Linked DNA regions of Homo sapiens: region 1 is linked to region 2. Evidence: read pairs that join two places in POLR2A ChIA-PET (ENCODE). Cell type or tissue: HCT116. All regions are shown on one strand. Each heading gives the region's core, and the rest is flanking DNA. Links, peaks and the distances in the headings are about the cores only.

What was found. Peaks named below come from ENCODE experiments on the same cell type or tissue, not always from the same donor. Only the 100,000 strongest peaks of a DNase experiment are listed, where the experiment ranks them.
Region 1: POLR2A ChIA-PET joins it to region 2 with 12 read pairs; 5 of 35 experiments call an interaction of 5 or more read pairs at or near these places.

The regions. Positions count from the first base shown.
Region 1 is chr4:74,651,500-74,658,564 of GRCh38, forward strand. No RefSeq gene overlaps it. Among named protein-coding and RNA genes, the nearest start is that of BTC, 140 kb to the right of the region's middle. RefSeq lists an enhancer at 2,480-3,679 and a silencer at 6,672-6,966. In HCT116, for the core only: no CTCF peak of the experiment used is centred there; a DNase peak (open chromatin) is centred at 2,912; H3K4me3 peaks cover 726 bases; H3K27ac peaks cover 2,500 bases.
Region 2 is chr4:74,361,349-74,368,413 of GRCh38, forward strand. EREG (epiregulin) reads left to right here and starts at 3,797. Exons shown (of 5, transcript NM_001432.3): 1 at 3,797-4,027. The coding sequence starts at 3,961. It overlaps LOC105377276 (a long non-coding RNA gene), which reads right to left and starts at 3,993. Exons shown (of 3, transcript NR_188415.1): 1 at 3,803-3,993. In HCT116, for the core only: no CTCF peak of the experiment used is centred there; DNase peaks (open chromatin) are centred at 3,184, 3,563 and 3,693; H3K4me3 peaks cover 2,452 bases; H3K27ac peaks cover 2,500 bases.

The sequences.
Region 1 (7,065 bases), core at 1,689-4,188, 290 kb after region 2:
AAACTGAATTTTAAATTTCATTTAACTTTAATTAATTGAAATTCAAATAGGCACATGTGGCTAGCAGTTACTACATTGGACAGCACAGTTCTGAGTTGCATCTGTGTCCTCCCTCTTGGCAGTGTATAAAAAAGCAAATGCTGCACCAAAATCATGGTTAAGTGCAATAGCACAAGAAAAGGCAAAGAGAAGCAACTTTAAAAACATCTCTTCATATAATCTTGCCACAGTAACATAGATTTTTTGAGGTACGATTTACATATAATAAAAATATACCCATTTTAAGGGTACAGTACAATAAATTTTGACAAACGCATTCAGTCATATAACCACCACCACTATTAAGGCACAAATGAATTCACTGTCTCCATATTATCTCCTCCTTACTCCTAGCCCTTGATAAACACTGATCTGGTTTCTGTAACTACTGTTTTGCCTTTTACAGAATTTCATACAAATACAATCACACATATGCCATCTTTTGCACTTGTGTTATTTCAACTAGCATAATGATTTGAGATTTGTTCATCTTGGTACATATGTGGGAGTTCGTTCCCTTTTATTATAAGATACATTTCATTGAATGGGTATAATACACATTTTTTTTCCTTTTTTTTATTATTATTATACTTTAAGTTTTAGGGTACATGTGCACAATGTGCAGGTTAGTTACATATGTATACATGTGCCATGCTGGTGTGCTGCACCCATTAACTCGTCATTTAGCATTAGGTATATCTCCTAATGCTATCCCTCCCCCTCCCCCCACCCCACAACAGTCCCCAGGGTGTGATGTTCCCCTTCCTGTGTCCATGTGTTCTCATTGTTCAATTCCCATCTATGAGTGAGAACATGCGGTGTTTGGTTTTTTGGCCTTGTGATAGTTTACTGAGAATGATGATTTCCAATTTCACCCATGTCCCTGCAAAGGACATGAACTCATCATTTTTTTATGGCTGCATAGCATTCCATGGTGTATACGTGCCACATTTTCTTAATCCAGTCTATCATTTTTGGACATTTGGGTTGGTTTCAAGTCTTTGTTATTGTGAATAGTGCCGCAATAAACATATGTGTGCATGTGTCTTTATAGCAGCATGATTTATAGTCCTTTGGGTATATACCCAGTAATGGGATGGCTGGGTCAAATGGTATTTCTAGTTTTAGATCCCTGAGGAATCGCCACACTGACTTCCACAATAATACACATTTTTTATTCATTCACAAGTTGATTTAGGTTGGATCTGGTTTAGGGCTATTATTTTTAAAAGCTACTATATGAATAGAGTACCCATTCTTTTCTGGACATATGCTTTTATTTCACTTTGGAAAATACTTAGGATTGGGAATGCTGTTATGGTAAATATATAATTATATAATAAACTGTCAAACTGTTTCTTAAAAGATTATATCATTTTGCATCCCCACACCAATACATGAGAGTTATAATTGCTCTACATCTTTACCATATCTCAGCATTGTAGATCTTTTGATTTTTATCCATTCTAGTGGGTTTGTAGTAGTACTCCATCACAGTATGAATTTACATGTCCCTGATGACTGTGATATTGGGGATCCTTCTATGGACTTCATGCATTTCTTATATCTTCTTTTGTAAAGCATGGGTTCAAATCATTTTAAAATCAGGTTATCCTCTTCTTACTCAATTGTGTTATTTATCAGACATAATTTTATAATATTGTCTCCTAATCTGTGATTTACCTTTTAGTTTCTTAACATTTTTCAATGCTGGGTGCATTTTTCCTTGTTATTGTTTCTTTGTTTTTGCTCTAAGAAATCTTTGCCTCCTCAAGACTACAGAGATTTTTTTATTATAATTTCTCTAGTTTTGTAGTTCAAGTGCTTAGCTTAATGTTCAATTTAGAGTTAATAAAAAGGCCTTTTAAAAAAAAATAAATAAAGCTATCCAAACCTCAGACCAATGTAGAATCTGTCTCACAGAGTCGTTGTAATGCTAGTAAGTCATAACTGTTAAATAATTATTAGCCATAGATATCGATGCTTATCTCTAGAACAAATCCTCTCAGAGCACGGAAGGAAATTCTGAGTTAGAAAGGCAATCTTAGCAGAAAACGTTTTAAACATTACCGAAAAAATGTAAACTTACATAGGAACTACAAATAAAGCCCATTCACCAATAGGACACATCTGAAAATTCTGAATGAAACCAGGCATTCTTAACTTCTTAAACGTCATTCCACAAATCTTCTTTCTAATCTTCCTCAAATCTAAACTGATTTGTTTTATCTTAGGACTGAATATTCATGACAGACCAAAGATGCTTTGTTTGATACCGTTTGATTTCTATAATTATATTCTGTAAATATGTCTAGAAATTGGCACAAAACTGAGAAGGAAATCACAGAAAAAGATCAGAATATTTTTTCCTACTGCTTTTCCTTAGAGAAGAATCTATATAATCTCTTACATCTTTAGACATCAGTAGGTTTCAGGTATGAAGAAGGTTAGCTACTTCTTAATAACTCAGGAGCAGAGTACAGCATAGAGTCCAGACAAACATCCACAAAGATAATTGTAGTACTTTTCCTAGGATTACCTGGTGGCTTATCAATTTGTGCACAAACCTAGAGCTACAAATGGAAGAGGGGCTAATTCCCATAGAAAATTAATGTTAACTGTTTATGTATTTTTTTTTCTTCTGACCTTTCCAGGTGAGAGTTGGGTTTTCCAGAGCCCAGTCACAAGAAATTTACCTATTGATCCTCTGACGAAACGCAATGGTAAGCTGTGCTAAGTAAACTGACCCAGCTCACCCTAACTTGTAACTGCACTGCAATGCTTGAAACGCAGCGAAAATCCTACAGCATGTTCCCTTGTTCTCTGAACTCACCTGCCCATTGCGTGCAAGAAAAAGCTGGATTCCTTCTCGGTCTAGTAAATGATTTTCTTGAATGATGCAACCGACTTATCTAGTGGGTTATCTCTGGACCTGTTCACAAGCTGACAAGTATTTGCAGGGATGTACAGTCATGCTTTCTGTTCCTCAAACTGTAATGTGTTTGTAAGTGAAAAATGATGAGTATGATGTGGATCCGAGCTGGTAAATCACCCCATTATGATGTGGTCTCCTCTTTTGATCTGACCTGAGGCCTGAAGCAGGAGAATTTATTTATCAGGGGCAAATGAATTCTGACTCAGATAAGTGTGACAGAATGTAAGGTCTTCATCGATGCATTGATTCAATTTTTCAATAAATATCCATTGATCTTTTACTAGGTACTTTTCTAGCCCCACCAGAGAAAAAGACAAAATCCCTTTCCCCATTGGGTGGGTTTCTGACAATTCGTATATACTAAGGATGACAATGAACTTTTAGTGCTTTTCTTCATGCTATGAGACATAACATGCAGGTCGATGACTTTATCTTAATTCCTTTCCACAAACTATACTTCCTTACCCTCTAGTCCTTGGCAAATAGGGTAAAATCTTAAACCAAGAGAGATTCTAGCACATAGCCCCTCAGTCCATGCATTCTCTTTGTGCAGGGGAATTTAGGAAGGAATTGGTCTTGACATGAGTAAAAAGACCAGATCCTGAGGCAGACTCCCCTCCAAAAGAGATTGAATTTACTGGATTGTGCTTATTGCTTTCAACTCAAGAAGCAATACTTCCCTTAAGTAGTCCTCTAAGTTTAAAGTGGAACTCAGCATATCTCCTTTTGGCTCAGATGTATCAACTTTTCTTCACCACTTTCACTCTGGCACTCACATCTGGCAGTATTCAAGCTGGTGGCTAATAGAATCAAAATGATAACGTAAAAATGGACCGTCGGTACACCTCACTTCGTGTTTGGCACTGTTTGTTCATCTGTGGAACCACTTCATATTAACAAAGATGAAACTTTAAGCTAAGTCTAGAAATTCAGTATAAACCTCAGAGATCCTTGAGTCATAGTCTAGATAAATCTGTGTGCCTGAATTACAGGTGCATGAAATAAAGCATGAGAGACCAGGATTTATCAAATGCTCACAATGAAAAAGCAATTCCTGTGGAAAAGCAATTCATATATACACACACATGTACACACACACATAAATTAGGCAGATCTAGATGAAGAAAAGAAAATAACTGCTCCCTTCCAGGACCATGCCCTAAACCTGAGGCTACCATGAACTCACCCATGTGCAGCTCCAGCTCTTGGAGGAGGCCTCACCTTCCTCATCACATTGCTGGATATTAAACAAATACTTTGGGATGAAGGAGACAAACAAGAGTATCAACACTACTACTTAATGGTCCATATGTATCTAGAAGACCTGGTTGGAAGGAAGATGGTGAAAGAGGGAAAAGCACAAACATACTTGTGCCATAGTGATGCACACTTTGCCTGCCTCCCTTCAGGACACCAAGATGCACATCAAACAAAATCTTCAAAACTGAAATTCAATCTCAAATAATATTCAATCTTGTATCAGAGTTACCCCTGAAATACTCAACCTTTCTAAGTTGATCCATTGGGATAAAGCAGGGAGTAGAAAGTCGAATCATAGCCCCAAAGATAAAATTCCCCTAAAAGCCAGTCATAAGAGGCAGTTCAAATGTAAGATATGAGACTAGATTATCCATACTGGTTCATTATCCCCAAACAATGACACACCTGGTTTTTGAAATCTGCATAGTACCTTTGTTTTTACAGACAATGTTTGAGATCTAGACTAATGTCTGTGGGTCTGTTCCCATGCCAATCTTTTCAACACAAATCATTTTGGAAAAACAAGTAATGTTGAATGAAAACTGCTTTTGACCCATGGGAATACTTACGAGCTACTGAAATATTTTAGCCGGTGAAATCTCATGAAGTTTTCTGAAACTATAGTGATTGTTCTCAAGTTTGTGAAGGTATATTTTGGTTAACAATGCTCATTTCTCTGTGTTAGCTGGCAACAAGCTTGTTAGGAAATGCATCCTCACTTTCATCTATGTCCAAAACTGACATTATGCTTTGGCGTGGCCTCTGAACTAATTGCTGTATACACAGGGTGATTTTTATGCTCAGCAGTAGTGTGATGAGGGGAACTATTCACTCATTGACCAAACACTTGTTGAGCTCCTAACAAATGCATGACTGGGATACACAGTAGCAAGGAAGATGGACAGGCCCACTGGTTTCATTGAGTTTTCAGACCACCAACAGGAGAAATAAAATAAACAATAAATAAACAACAAACACAAATGTCTGATTGCAGTAAGTGCTGTGCAGAGAATAGAACAACTGGATGACTAAGTCACCGGGTGACTACTTTTGACTAGGTGGTCAGGAAAGGCCTTTCTGAGGAAATGACATTTGAGCAAATACTTGAATGACAAGAAGCACTCAGACATGCAAAGACTCCAGGTAAAGTGAGCAACAATTATGCTTTAAGTGGAAAGAGTTTTGTGTAATCAATTTTTTAAAAAATCAATAAAATGACCATCAACAATAAAAAGTTATGGCTGCTCCTGGAGCAGAGTATTCATGGAGATATGAGAGATCAGAGTAGGCAAGGGCCCCATGTGGAGGCCTGCTAGGCCTTCTGCCCATCACAGGAGTTTGGATTGTAGTCTAAGTGCAGTGTGAAGCCGTTGGAGCAATTTAAATAAGCAAGTGATATGCTGGGATTTACTATATAACACATATAGAAAACATACAATTTGGAAAAAAGAGGAACAACTCCTGCCACCAAATCCAAACTCCCCATAATAAAACAAACTAGTCTTTCTATTAATTAACATTTTCTTTAAATTATCTCCAGCATAAAGCATCCTCCCAGTATACATATATGCACAACCTAAACACATGATGTGTCCACAAATGGCCATTCATTACATTCACCAAAGGGCAAATGCAAATGCAGGATGATTCTTCCCAAATCCTGGCATTTGCTTCCCATGAAGGGAGTTCAAACTGCATACTCATGAATCTCTCTTAATATCTTTACTCATTTCATATTTAGAGAGATGACTGACTTATCCAGTAAATTTGGAAAAATTACTGGGTATGCCTGGCTCAGCTCCCAGGTATTCCTGATGAGAGTGAATCTAGCCATGGAGAGTAGAAATTCTGCTTTGTGCCTCCTTGGGAAAAGCATTCCCTAGACAGTCCCATCCTGTGGCCCACCTTGCTGTGACTGGAGTGGTTCTTCCTAAATCTGAGTTCAACATTAGCAAGTCCACTTGGGTTAACAAATCTAAAGCCCAGTACTCTAACCTAATCTCTCTTAGGAAGACAATGATAATTTAGCCTTCATGTCTATTACTTTTCAACTTATTCAGAAACAAGATGGGAAATATGAAGTATCACTTTCACTGAGGATTGGGACCTACTGAGAACACAGCACCTCTTAGGTTCTATCAAAGATATGAAGGAAGAAGTAAATACACTGTCTTTACTGAGAAAATTCACAATGTTTTCTAATAAAATATTAAGGCTTGCTGACAAGAAAGCAGATTCTCAGACAGAATAGAAAACAAAAAAGCAAAGAAACATTAAAACAAAAAAGCAGAGAAACAAACTGACCAGTTTGGAGTCTCCCAAGACTCTACCACATGCTCTATAAAGAACTGGACAATCACACAAGGTAGAAACAGAGGAAAGGACCAATGGAAAGAATGCCCACTTTTGCACTCTATATAGACTGAAAGACAACATTCTTCTTTTCTGGTCATTGACTCTCATTGTCTTCCAAATATTGATCTGTAAGCTTTGACTCTGAACATTGTTTCCATCTCAGTTATTCTCAATTCTGTGTTTACCAGACTCCTTCTGCCACACCAAACAATGGGAGTGTGCTGCTACTCTTGGTTCCTTTTCTCAAACTTTCGCAATGCCCATTGAATGTAATACATTGCTGAAGCTCTGTTGCATGACATTTGAAAGATGGCCATGTAGCATTCAAAGCCTGTTTCCATTCTCAACCCAAAGAATAGAATCCCTCCTTTGTAACTTCCTACCTAACTCTCATGTGGAAAAGGTGAGAGATACACAGATGAATTTAAATTCATGTCTAAAAAACGAAACTTAGACATAATGGAGACATATATGGT
Region 2 (7,065 bases), core at 2,321-4,820:
CACTCCAACCTGGGCAACAAGAATGAAACTCCGTCTCGAAAAAATATATATATCATAAAAGGCATAAATTTTTCATTTACATGGAGCTTGCTAAAAATATCCTGTATGATTAACATACAATTAAATTTATAATGTTAATTAAAAATTAGCATCTGCTAGAACAGAATTCATATTTAAGGTCTTTTTTATATTAAATGTAACAATTTGATCTTGAACACGTTCCTAAATTTTTCAAGTTCTTAATTGTAAAAAGGCAACCCAATACCATTTTATCTCAGTGGTTTTTGCTAAGGACTAAAAAACGACTTAAAACATTTTGTGTTATGTAAAAACTAATTCACTCAAGTAGCTATGCTCATTTTTTTAGTTAGAAAAGCAGTAATTTCATAATAAATAAGTGCCAGTTATAGTCAGAAGAAACAATAACCTGAGGGAAAGAGGAAGAGATGGAAGAATTGTAACGTGTTCTATGTCCTTGTCTGTTGCTAAATGCTGGTTCTATGGGTAGGGCCCAGGGCTTCATCTGAGTGCAGGCTACAATAGGTTTAATACTGATATCAGTTTGGGGCCTGTGTGTGTATGTCCCCAGTCTAGGATTTCCTAATTCTTCTCATGAGAGGACTCCCTTTTAATTTAAAAGGATTATTTTTTGCAAGACTCTTCTTCCCCATTTAACGGCGCTTATATGTTTGTTATATATCAACGAAAAAACACATGCCACAAAGCGTTTATGAATTCAATATCAATTTAAAATGAATACATGTTACTAATTACATAGAGACTTAATGTATGTTTAAAATAGTATATATATGTGTGTGTGTGTGTGTGTGTGTGTGTGTGTGTGCGCGCGCTTTAGTCTATAGATAATTCGATTTACCAACCCCTTGGAAAGGAATCCCAGTACATCTCAAACTGGGAATTGCTGACATTGCTGATGTATTAAAGTGACTTCCTAATTGGAAAATTCTATATGACCCGGTTATTTTCTTCCCAAACCATTCTATCTTTAAATAAGCTTTGTGCCTTTAAGAGGAATTATGATTATACCGCATACTATGTATATATATTTAAATGAACAATTAATGAAAATTGTTCCCAATTATTTAAAAAAAAAAAAGAAGAAGAATACTATTTTGCGGAGGCAGTGCGTGCAAATCCTCTGATGTGTCATGGTGGAGTCATTCTCAATATCTAATGGCTAGAAAATTGAGTAAACATAGAACTAATAAAGAAAAGATTTCTTCACATCATATAAAATCAGCCTACAAAAGAGTACATTGCTGTGGAAAATTTTGAGACAAGCACAGGGATTTTTTTCACAGTGATGATATCTCATGCTTGCAGGCATTAGTTACAAAGTTAAAAAATTCCTCTTCACATATCAATACCATAGAAGTGACTGTTGTCAATTATTGTCAGCATGACCCATTCTCCCCATCACATCCCCACCATCTTTCTTTTCAGCATAAAACACACTATATTTAAAGAAACAAGCCATTAATCAGGATTAAAAACTCTTCCTCTCACTCTTTGCAAGTACCTGATAGAAAATGCTCCCAGTTGACATTCCATTCGTTTGAATTCTGCTTCCATTCCTCAAAAACACTGGGACTATTTTTTTTTCCAGATCCAATTTGTAGGACAAAAGCCATTATATAACCATAAAAGTCACTTTACCTCTTTCTAATTTATGAAACTTGTGATCTCTACCAATGCTCCATAAAACTATAACCCATTTCTAATATCATTTTCCTTGGTTCCATTTCTTCTTTTCCAAAATAAGCTATTAAGTGAGAAGTCACTCAATGCCTGCTTTCTTGATAGATTTGGAAGCTAGACTTAGGAACCCAGCCTACCTCTATCCTACTGTTCATTGATTCATTTAACTTACAAATATTGACCAACTACCAAGTACCACCATCTTAAGCATCAACGTTTGCATATAATGGTAGGTATTTTTAGTGAGCACTAACTCGGTACTAGGCACTCTACTAAGCACTTTCATTATTTTCCTATGCGCTGGATACTATTATTATCCCTGTTTTACGTATGAGGAAATTGAGACAGATTAAATAACTTGTCCAGGAATTCACACACAGACAGTTTAAATCTTAACCCCTGATAACATGATGAAGTATTTGTTTCTTTTTTTTTTTTTTTTGAGACGGAGTTTCGCTCTGTCGCCCAGGCTGGAGTGCAGTGGCGCGATCTCGACTCACTGCAAGCTCCGCCTCCCGGGTTCACGCCATTCTCCTGCCTCAGCCTCCCGTGTAGCTGGGACTACAGGCGCGCGCCACCATGCCCGGCTAATTTTTGTATTTTTAGTAGAGACGGGGTTTCACTGTGTTATCCAGGATGGTCTCGATCTCCTGACCTCGTGATCCGCTCGTCTCGGCCTCCCAAAGTGCTGGGATTACAGGCGTGAGCCACCGCGCCCGGCCGAAGTATTTGTTTCTAACAAGAGCATTCTGGACATTAAAGGGCCTTAGAGTATGAGAGAAAAAAGCCAGAAAAAAAAAAGGAATAGTAATAATAATTTTTTAAAAAGTAGAAATAAAAAGGTAAGGAGTTAACATCCATTAGATTCCATTTTCTATTCAAATATGTATATTTACATACAGTACTGCTGAATTGACTCACAGTTCTTAGGTCCTATAGAGGAGTGCAGTGAAAAGGAAGACAATTTACACAGTACAGAGCTGAACATAGGACTTACAAACAAAAAAAAAGTCAAGGAATACAAAGTAGCTTTCCCAGGTGTAAAGTACCGGGTCTAGAATTCTATGAGGCTAGGGAGAAGATAAACGACAAAAGCTATAAGAGATCAGAATGAAAAGAGATCCACAAGCCTAAGAAGCCCAGGCCCTTGAGGAGAACCATGAATTTGAGCAGGATTTCACTAATTCCTTTAAAAAGTAGCCATTGCCTCAAAGTACGACTCCATCAGCATAGGCAGGAAAGTGGGAGTGAGGAAAGGCTTAGAGTTTTCCAGCCTGGCTGGGGTCAGACAATTTGCCTGGGGAAATAGTGGGAGCTGAGGTTGAAAAGACCGATTGGCTTCACGTTTGTGGCAGGCCTTGTCCAAAAAGCAATAGGAAGTCGTTGAAAGGTTTTGTGCAGGGGAGCGACAGGATTAAGGCACTACTTAGTAGGAAGTCATATCAAAAGCAGCAACCTGACAAATGGCAAATACGACAGAAGGAAAAAAAATAACAGGAATTTTCTTCACAATGACTCGACTTTGAGGTAATAAATGCCTGAGCCACATTGGAAGCAGGGGTCTCAGAAGGAAGGCGCAGATGGGAAAGGCTTTTCTGGGCGGTGGCGTTTCAATGCAAGGAGGGCGCTTGAATCACTGACAGACTTCAAGTTAAGGGAGTTTTCGTGGCTGAGGTTAGTAAGTCACACGCACAGCTCTCCAAAGGCATGTATGGGGAACGCCAGCCTTGGCTAAAAGACTGATTCAAGTTATGTCCGTCACCCTGAGCAACCAAAACCACCCACTACAGGGCAGGTGACCCCACAAAGCAAACCAAGCCATCTGGTCCACGCTCCCCACCTCCCGGAGGGAGATGGAAAAGTTTCGGGAGTAGTCCCCGGCCAATCGGAAAGACATTTTTTCATTCCTCAACCACTACTCTCAGGTGCTCCAGGGAGGGAGGATGACTTCCTGACGGTCCTCCTGCCGCTCCTCCCTCGGGCCAATTATGAAACTCTGGGCACTCTTGACCTCACCCCGTTAGGGCCCGGGAGGGGCTCCCTAGTATAAAGTTCGCAGCACCAGACAGTTGAGCTCACTTGCCTGATATTTCCAGTGTCAGAGGGACACAGCCAACGTGGGGTCCCTTCTAGGCTGACAGCCGCTCTCCAGCCACTGCCGCGAGCCCGTCTGCTCCCGCCCTGCCCGTGCACTCTCCGCAGCCGCCCTCCGCCAAGCCCCAGCGCCCGCTCCCATCGCCGATGACCGCGGGGAGGAGGATGGAGATGCTCTGTGCCGGCAGGGTCCCTGCGCTGCTGCTCTGCCTGGGTAAGTTCTCCCCCTCTGGCTTCCGGCCGCCCCAAAGAGGAGACAAATAAGGAAGGCTCCTGTGCATTTGTCATTCGACAAGTACGGAGTTGTCTCCAGGTTCAAGTGTGCTCTATTTAAAATTACGTCTTGTTTTGTGAGTCTGTCTTCCCCTATGGTGGGACTGGGGTGGGGGGGACTGGGGATCGATGTTAAAATGCTTTTTATTGGTGAATTAATTATTGGCATATATGTTATGCATGGATTGAAATATCTCCTTATTAAACAAAATAAAAAGTTGTTGAAAAAGCTTTTTTTTTTTTTTTGAAAAGTTGCCAGTCCTAGAAATCTAAAGGCCTGGAACGCACTGTTAACATTTCATGTCTTGTTCCTTTTTGTTGGAGAGTGGGGAATAGAAACTAGCGTAAGAAATTTTTTGGAGGGGGGAAAAAGCTTTTCTCCTCTGTCTTGCGCTCAGTTTTCTAAAACCTAGCCTGGTTTAGCTTTCCCGGAGGAGCTGGTATGCGCCAGTGCCAGTTGGCTGAGCTCCAGACACAAGAGAAATAAAACACTGGTCGAGGGTATCTGGAGCAGAAGGGCCCTGGGCAGGTCCTGGCGCTCCCCACCGCCCTTCGCCCCTACACCTGCTGCTTGCGTTTTTCCCTGCAGCCTCCCAAGCAGCCTCTGGAGCAAGCGTTCTGCACTTGCTGCTAATTGCACTCCATAGCCTGTGATCGCTGAGGGTATTTAAATGCCAGTCTTCCTATTTGAGATGATTTAGTTCAAGGGGAAAAATTTTCTAAATAGCCTTTCTGTTAAAAAAAAATTACTTCTTTCCAATTCCTTAAACTTCAGTTTAAGGAATTTGAAAGAGTTTGAAGTCGTATATGAATATCTTAATAAAAAAATAAAAGTTACCACCAGTCTCATATTCTCCCTGGAGTTGGAATGAGGCTGATTCCCCAGACACTCTAACTCTACCTGTGAAGGATGTGACTGTTAAATTATTATTTTGGCACACCTTATCTCAGGGGTTGAGAGACCTAATGAAATGCATACTATGCATAATTGAAACTTACAAGTCTAAGTCCAGGAACACAAGTGGAAACTAGATATGTGGTTTCTGCCAAAACTGAGCTAAGAAAGACTTGCTAGAAGATTCTCAGTAAACAATGTGGCTTTGCTGTCTTTGTTTTGAAAAGAATTAAATTAGAAAGGTGACAGTCTTCCTAGAGTTAGAAATTAACCTCGAGGTCAGAATAACTTAGCACTTATTATTTTCCCCACATGTAAGGTTGCATCTGAACAATGCACATGTCTGTTCTGGGTGTTTCATTGAATATTCTAATTTGAGACAGCCAGAGCCTGTGAATAACCTGGTTACTACCCACTAGTGTGTGTGTTGTGTGTGTGTTTGTTGTCATGAAAGTGCTTACCTCCTTCATTGCATTACTTAATTATAGTTCATCTATTTCGTCAGCTGCCAAGCCCATTTCCAAATGAGTTAGGTCAGTTTCTGTTTTCCCAGTTTGTTTGGATATTTCTCTGCCACTAGGAAAGTTCCTGTTTCAAGTTCTGTATTATATCTCTAAACTCTATTCAGTTATGCAGAGCCCATAGCCTTATTTTGGCAAGACCACCTGTTATTTCTGAAATTGCCTTCTTTCCCCCAAACAAAATATTTCCTAAAAATACTTTTCCCAAATCTTGTCCTTCCCCCAGCAAAAAAGAGCGAGACATTTATTTTAAATTTTAGCATACATGTTATAACTGCTTTATGTAGTTATGACTAGGGAATAAAGTTCCAGCCTCCACCCTTAACACATACAGATTTAAATTGCTATGCACAATCATTTGGTTACTTTTAAATTTTACACTTGTTTAATATTGAGGCTCTTGTTTTATAAATTGGGGAACTGTGACCCAAGTTCACATAGAAAAATAGTGACAAAGTGAGAGTCCACACTTGGGCTTGCTAGCATTTTTGGCCTACTGAACATTAAGTAGAAGAGTTGAAATACCGGATAACATTTTTTTAAATAATCTATAATTTTAGAGCAGAATTTTGTCTTTTTTATCTTGTGATTTTTCTAAAGAGAGGAGGATAAATTTTTATGTTGAATTCTGCAGTTATGTTCAGGGGCTTTCTATTTAACATCAAACATTTTTATTCATGCCTACATGGGTTTTTGAATATGTTCCTGAATGACATCTCCAAGATAATTTAGTCGTACTTCATCAATGAGAGAGAATTAAGCAGAAGAAATATTCTTTTTTGAAAATATGAGGAGCATAAATCTCAATGAGACAATAGGCTTGTCTTTGATCATTTCTGTTGACTCTGAGAGTTTATGAGTTACCTGAGTCTTGGCACAACCTGAGATGACAAATCTTGTCAGAAAACGTGATGACAGGCCTTTCCTGTCTGGATTTTGACCAGGTACCCTCACCACCTTCTGCACAGTCTTGCCATGTGAGCAGCTTGGGTAATTGGGGTGTCTGATTCAGCACTAAGACCCAAATCCAGGAGTTGAGAAGAAAACTAACAGTTACTAAATGCCTACTGTGTGGCAGCCATGTTGTGTATTAGGTGCTTTAAATACATCATCACCTCTACTTCTTAAAATAACTGTGTGAGGTAGATTTGATTAGCCCAGTGAAGTCAAGTACCTTACAAAGACTCAGAGATAGTAAATGGCCAGGTCACTCTGTGATAATGAGGAAAGAGCCAATGAGATTCAGGGTTAGCAGGAGCATAATAAACATAGCAGATTCTAATAGAGAAGTTCCAGAGTAGCTGGGGCTGCTCCAGGGTTCAGACCCTCTCATAGGCACAGCACATGTACAAATGGACTTTCTGACTCTGTGCAAAATCAGGCAAATAAAAGGTGACTATTCTCTTAAGCTGTGCTAAAATATGTTGAATTTTTACTTAATGTTCATAATTTCTAATCAACACAGTTCCCCTAAGATATGATTTTTATTATGAAGCAGTCATTGAAGTCAGTTGACTGGGGCCCTTATTTTTATATTTTCCAAGGTTTACATTAAGTAAAGCA